Regions from separate parts of the Homo sapiens genome. Here region 1 is linked to region 2. Evidence: chromatin loops called from intact Hi-C (ENCODE). Cell type or tissue: GM12878. All regions are shown on one strand. Each heading gives the region's core, and the rest is flanking DNA. Links, peaks and the distances in the headings are about the cores only. Region 1 overlaps RCL1 (RNA terminal phosphate cyclase like 1). Region 2 has its middle 46 kb from the start of JAK2.

What was found. A loop is a pair of places that touch in the nucleus more often than their neighbours do. Peaks named below come from ENCODE experiments on the same cell type or tissue, not always from the same donor. Only the 100,000 strongest peaks of a DNase experiment are listed, where the experiment ranks them.
Region 1: a loop joins it to region 2, with 2.4 times the contacts of the local background. A loop is called at or near these places in 2 of 110 quality-filtered maps.

The regions. Positions count from the first base shown.
Region 1 is chr9:4,813,771-4,816,581 of GRCh38, forward strand. The region is part of intron 1 of RCL1 (RNA terminal phosphate cyclase like 1); the gene reads left to right. Among named protein-coding and RNA genes, the nearest start is that of RCL1, 22 kb to the left of the region's middle. RefSeq lists an enhancer at 1,811-1,960. In GM12878, for the core only: no CTCF peak of the experiment used is centred there; a DNase peak (open chromatin) is centred at 1,421; H3K4me3 peaks cover 1,841 bases; H3K27ac peaks cover 2,403 bases.
Region 2 is chr9:4,938,225-4,941,035 of GRCh38, forward strand. No RefSeq gene overlaps it. Among named protein-coding and RNA genes, the nearest start is that of JAK2, 46 kb to the right of the region's middle. In GM12878, for the core only: no CTCF peak of the experiment used is centred there; a DNase peak (open chromatin) is centred at 977; H3K4me3 peaks cover 330 bases; H3K27ac peaks cover 1,504 bases.

The DNA.
Region 1 (2,811 bases), core at 203-2,702, 120 kb before region 2:
AAGACTTGGAACCAACCCAAATGTCCATCAGTGATAGACCGGATTAAGAAAATGTGGCACATATACACCATGGAATACTGTGCAGCCATAAAAAATGATGAGTTCAGGTCCTTTGTAGGGACATGGATAAAACTGGAAACCATCATTCTGAGCAAACTGTCGCAAGGACAGAAAACCAAACACTGCATGTTCTCACTCATAGGTGGGAATTGAACAATGAGAACACTTGGACACAGAGTGGGGAACTTCACACACCGGGGCCTGTCATGGGGTGGGGGGAATGACGAGTTAATGGGTGCAGCACACCAGCATGGCACACTTATACATATATAACCAGCACGTTGTGCACATGTACCCTAGAACTTAAAGTATAATTTAAAAAAATACAATAAAATAAAATTTCCCCCATTCAGTATGTTAGCTGTGAGTTTGTCATATACAGCCTTTATTGTGTTGAGGTGTGTTCTTTCTATACCTAACGTAAGAGTTTTTATCATGAGGGGGTTTTGAAATTTAAAAAAATTTTTTTTAGAGATAGGGTCTGACTTTGTTGCCCACGCTGAAGTGCAGTGATACAAGCATAGTTTACTGCAACCTTGAACTCCTGGGCTCAAGCAATCTTTCCGGCCTGGTCTCCCTACAGGTGTTTGCCACCATGCCCGGCTTTTGTATTTTTTGTAGAGATGGCGGTCTCGCTTTGTTGCCCAGGCTGGTCGCCAACTCCTGGGCATGATCATCCTCCTGCCTTGGCTTCCCAAAGTGTTGGGATTCTAGGCATGAGCCACAGTACTTAGCCTCCTGTCCTTATAAAAATTGTTTTCTGGTTGATTCGTGTCTCCTTTTTTTCTTCCCGTCTTATTGTTTGTCATTGCAGTTTGATGGTTTTCTATAGTGATAAGGTTTGATTTTTTTCTCTTTGTCCTTTGTGTATTTGTTCTACCAGTGAGTTTTATACTTTCATGTTTTTTCATGGTAGTGATTATCATTTTTTCATTTCTAGATGTAGGACCTTCTTGAGCATTTCTTGTAAGGCCTGGCTAATAGTAATGAATTTCCTCAGTTTTTGCTTGTCTGGGAAAGACTTCATTTCTGAAGGATAGCTTTTTTGGGTATAGTGTTTTTGGTTGACGTTTTTTTTTTCTTTCAGCATTTTGAATATATCATCTTATTCTCTCATGGTCTATAAGGTTTCTCTGGAGAAATCTGTTTTTAGTGTAATGGGGATTTCCTTGTATTAACTTGATGCCTTTTTCTCTTGCTGTTTTTAGAATTCTCTTTTTATCTTTCACTTTTGACAGTTTAACTATTAATATGCCTTGGGAAGACCCTTTTGGGTTGAATCTATTTTGGAACCTTTGAGCTTCCTAGATCTGTATGTTCATACCTCTTATCAGCCTTGGGAGCTTTTCACCTATTTCATTTGGCAGGCTTTCTGTGCTTCCTTTTTTCTCCTCCTGGAACTTTCATAACATGAACATTTGTTTGCTTAATGATTTCCTGTAAGTCTTGTAGGTGTTCTCATTTCATTTTCATTCTCATTTCTTATTTCTTTGAGTAGGTAATTTTGAAAGACTTATCTTCAAGTTCAGAGATTTGTGTCTTATGCTTGATCATGTCTGCTATTTTAGTTCTATTATATTTATTTCATTCATTGAAGTCTTAAGCTGCAGTATTTTTCTTTTCTTTTTTTTTTTTGCAACTGCAAATTTTAAAATTTATCCAGGAAGCATCAGATCTGGCCCAGTGGGGTGGGGTAGGGGTAGGTGGAGTGGCTCCATCTTCATTTGGCACCATGCTGAAAGGTACAGTAGCCGCTTAAAGCTCGGCTTGAGGATGTTGGGCCACTGGTCTAGGGTGTATCCTCACGGGAAAAGGGGAGTTTTTGCTGCTTGCTCCTGGAGCAAGACACACTCCAGCCATAGTTCTAATTCCAGGATAGTGTAGCGCAGGCCACAGGGAGCTGGGCACGGTGTTGACTCCTTCTCTGTGGGGAGCACAGCTACGTATGTATACTCCAGGCAGCTTAGGCCTATGAGGACTGCAGGGTTCCTCAGTGGTGAGGTCTGTAAGTGTCTAAGGTATTGATAGGGATCGCTAGGATCCTCTTCCTTACCTCCTTGCAGCAGGGAGAAGTCCTTTTGGTTCCCAGCTGATCCTGATTGGGGATTGGGGTGATAGAAGCTTGGCATTTCCTTCTGCTCTCTCTGTGGTCATCTCGAGTTTCTTTTATAAACTCTTCTGATGCACTCTGGCACCCTTCCTCAGTTATTTGTGTTAAAGTCTAGTTGTTTAATTGTTGTTTTGGCCGTCTTTGTGAAGGATTTCTAGCTGGCCATCTTGATCTGAGCACCTTTTCTTTGATGTATTGGTCAGTTGGATATCCTCTTTTATGAAGTCTCCATTCAGATATTTTGCTCATTTTTCTGTCTTTTTCTTATTTAATTGTTGATTCATTGGTATATTCTGGATATGTTAAAGGATTGCACATATGTTATTCCACTCTGACTTGTCTTTTGACACTTTCAGTGTAGTCTTTTGATAAACAATACTTCATAGTTTTAATATCCAATTTATAAATCTTGCCTATCCTTTTACCATGAAGATACATTCTCTGTGAACTTTAAAGTCTTCTGTTTTAAAATATAAACTCTGTGTTACATTTAGCAAACTCATTTGCCATTCTTTTTAAAATAGAATTTGACTGAGAAATAGATACCAAATTTTATCAGGTGGTTTTTCTGGAATAATTAAGCCAGTTAGTTGAATTTTTCCCCCTGCTTATATAATATTATATTTAATTAATGTTGTTGT
Region 2 (2,811 bases), core at 38-2,537:
CCTCTAACGCCTAAAGTGCTACATTTATTTATTATAAGAATATAGAGATAATAAGACTGTTTATGAATTACAAATCAATAATGAAATAACTCTTGGGCTAAGGACAAAATCAAATGGAAATTATAAATCACATAAATATGAATGGGCACAGAAGCATTACTCTACAAAATCTGTGGGGTATGGTCAACATGTTGTTCAGAGGGAAATCTATAGCTTTCAATGTCCATATCAGAAAAGAAGAGACATGGAGAATAAATTAACCAAACTTTCAAATCAAAATTTAACTTCCTAATTCAACCATCAAACAAACAAACAAACAAACAAACAAACAAATAAAACACAAAGTAAAGAGAATGGAAAAAAATGTAATGGCAGGAAATAATGTGATAGAAAAGGATAATAGAGGCTGCTGAACTTGAGGAAATCCTCCTTTTACACAACAAGGATGTCAGCTGCCCAGACTCTGACTTGGAGACTCACCTCCCAGCCCAAGGAATATGCGTTATGAGAGTAAGAAATACATGATTACACCTCTGCATGGATGACTGCAAAGGGGACAATAATAACTAACAATAAGACCCATGTGTCAAGCATTATGCCAGGCAGCTTATATAAATTATATGGTTTAGTTGTATTTCTTCCTCATTTTCTGATAAGAATATTGAAACACAGGATGGCCTAGTAATTTCCTCAATACTGAGGGACAGTAATTAATGTAGCTGGAACTTGAACTTCAGAAGGGTTATTAAGTGGGGTTTAATTTACCACATGTTGTTAAAGATGCCATTGGCTTTAGAAACATCTTGTTTTGAAAATTCGTATCTGTTTGGGAAGATCATGATACTATCAGTCGGTCATGCTTTAGAGTGAAATGGTTCAAACAGATTGCTTTCCTTTCAACAGCTAGCTGAGGTTAGCTGTGTTAAGAGAATGGGAGTTTTGAAGTGGTTAAAGAGAAAGAAGTAATGCAGGAGTGGCACTGCTTAGAGGCTAACACCCCCATCGGAATACTGGGCAGCTGGTAAGCAAAAGTACAGAAAGGGAAGTGAGAAGATGCCAAAGATAAACTCTATTTCAAAATTCTGACTATGGTCAGCCCCACCCTCAAGAAGAGAGGGACAGGTTCTTCCTCTTTTTCTGTCCTGTACAAAGCAATCTCCTATTCCCAGGACCAGGAAGTTCAGGTCCAAGGGCCACTCTAAGGAAAATAGAGTTGGAAGGGACTTTAGGGGTCCTATCCAGTCTACTCACCACAAGGCCTCCCACACCCTCCTGCATGAATCCTCCAAACTCCTCCTGACCATCTTTGCATCTTTGTTGCTCCTTTGTTGTCTATTTGGGGCTCGAGTTAGTTGTTAGAAATTCCTTTCTATCAGCCAACAATCTTATCTCCCTTCAACTTCCCCTCATTTGTCTTATATCTGCCCCTGGAATTGCCCAGTCTGTGTGGTATTTGTTCCAATGGAATTTGATCTGTCATATACTGTTGCTTTTGGCTGATTTGCTAAATTGACTGGATCTCTCTCTAAACTCAATGATTTGGATCAAGGTAAATGCTGGTAAAATGTGCCAGCAATTTCTTTTTCAGAAAGATCTTGCTATTGCTCTGTTACTTTTGTTTGTTTGTTTTTTTTTAAAGAATGTTCCCAATAGATTCATTTTGAGGGAATAGATTCACCTATGAATCCATGGAGTGACCCACACAAAACACCTACATAAAAAAGAAACAAAAAGAGTATGTTTTCTTACTGACAAACACTACTTGAAAGCTCTTCAAGTCCTTCGTGGTATAATAAAGTAAATAGATATTGAGAAGAAGAGATCATCTAGTTAACAAACATGGAAAAATGTTCCACCTCACTTTTAATTTTAAAAGTGATAAGATACCCCTTCCATTCATTTGGCTACAAAGCATAGCAACATTTATAATAATATTTAATGTTTGTTAGTACTATAGTACATTACCAGTAGAATTAGAAACGTCTTTTAGAAATTGATTTAGCTATATGTATTGAGATCTTTTAGTTTTATTTATTTAGTAATTTTTAGAGGCAGGGTCTTGCTATGTCGCCCAAGCTGTTCTTGAACTCCTGAGCTCAAGGGATCCTTTTGCTTCAGTCTCCCAAGTAAGTAGAATGACAGGTGCAAGCCACTGCACCTGGCTATCAGGAGATTTTAAAATATTCTCATCCTTTCACCTAGTAGAATCTCCTGGGTATTTGTACTAAGGAAATAATCCAGAGATTAAAAAAATATGCCTACGGTTTGCACTTCTCACAGGAAAATTATTCATAATAGTGAAAAATTAGTCACAGCCTAAAATCTAACAACAGGAAATAGTTTAACTAGATTATGGTGCATCCACTCAATGGAAGATTATACAGCCATTTCAAATAACGATTATGAAAAAAACATTATATGTAATCTATATTGTCCTAGTGGAAATATCTTAGGTAAGTCAATGGTAGCGAATCAGAAAAATATTGAGACTCAGTAGTTTTTAGCCACATGAAAAATTCTTGCAGTATATAAAAAACAATGTATACAAAGAAATGCACCAAAATTATTATTATGACAGAAAAAGGGTGGGAGAAGTGTTTTTATATTTAATCAAGAGCTGTACTGTATAACTGAATTGTTTGCCAGCGGAGCAGAAGGCAGATGGCTTGGTTAAACTCACACATTCTTGCCCACTCCAGCTATTTTTATAAGGCTCTTACGGTTTTAGGATTTTCTTACATTTTTGTTGATTCTTGTACTCTATTTACTTCTTCTCCAACTTCATTATGGAATATTATCTAGTGTTTATTA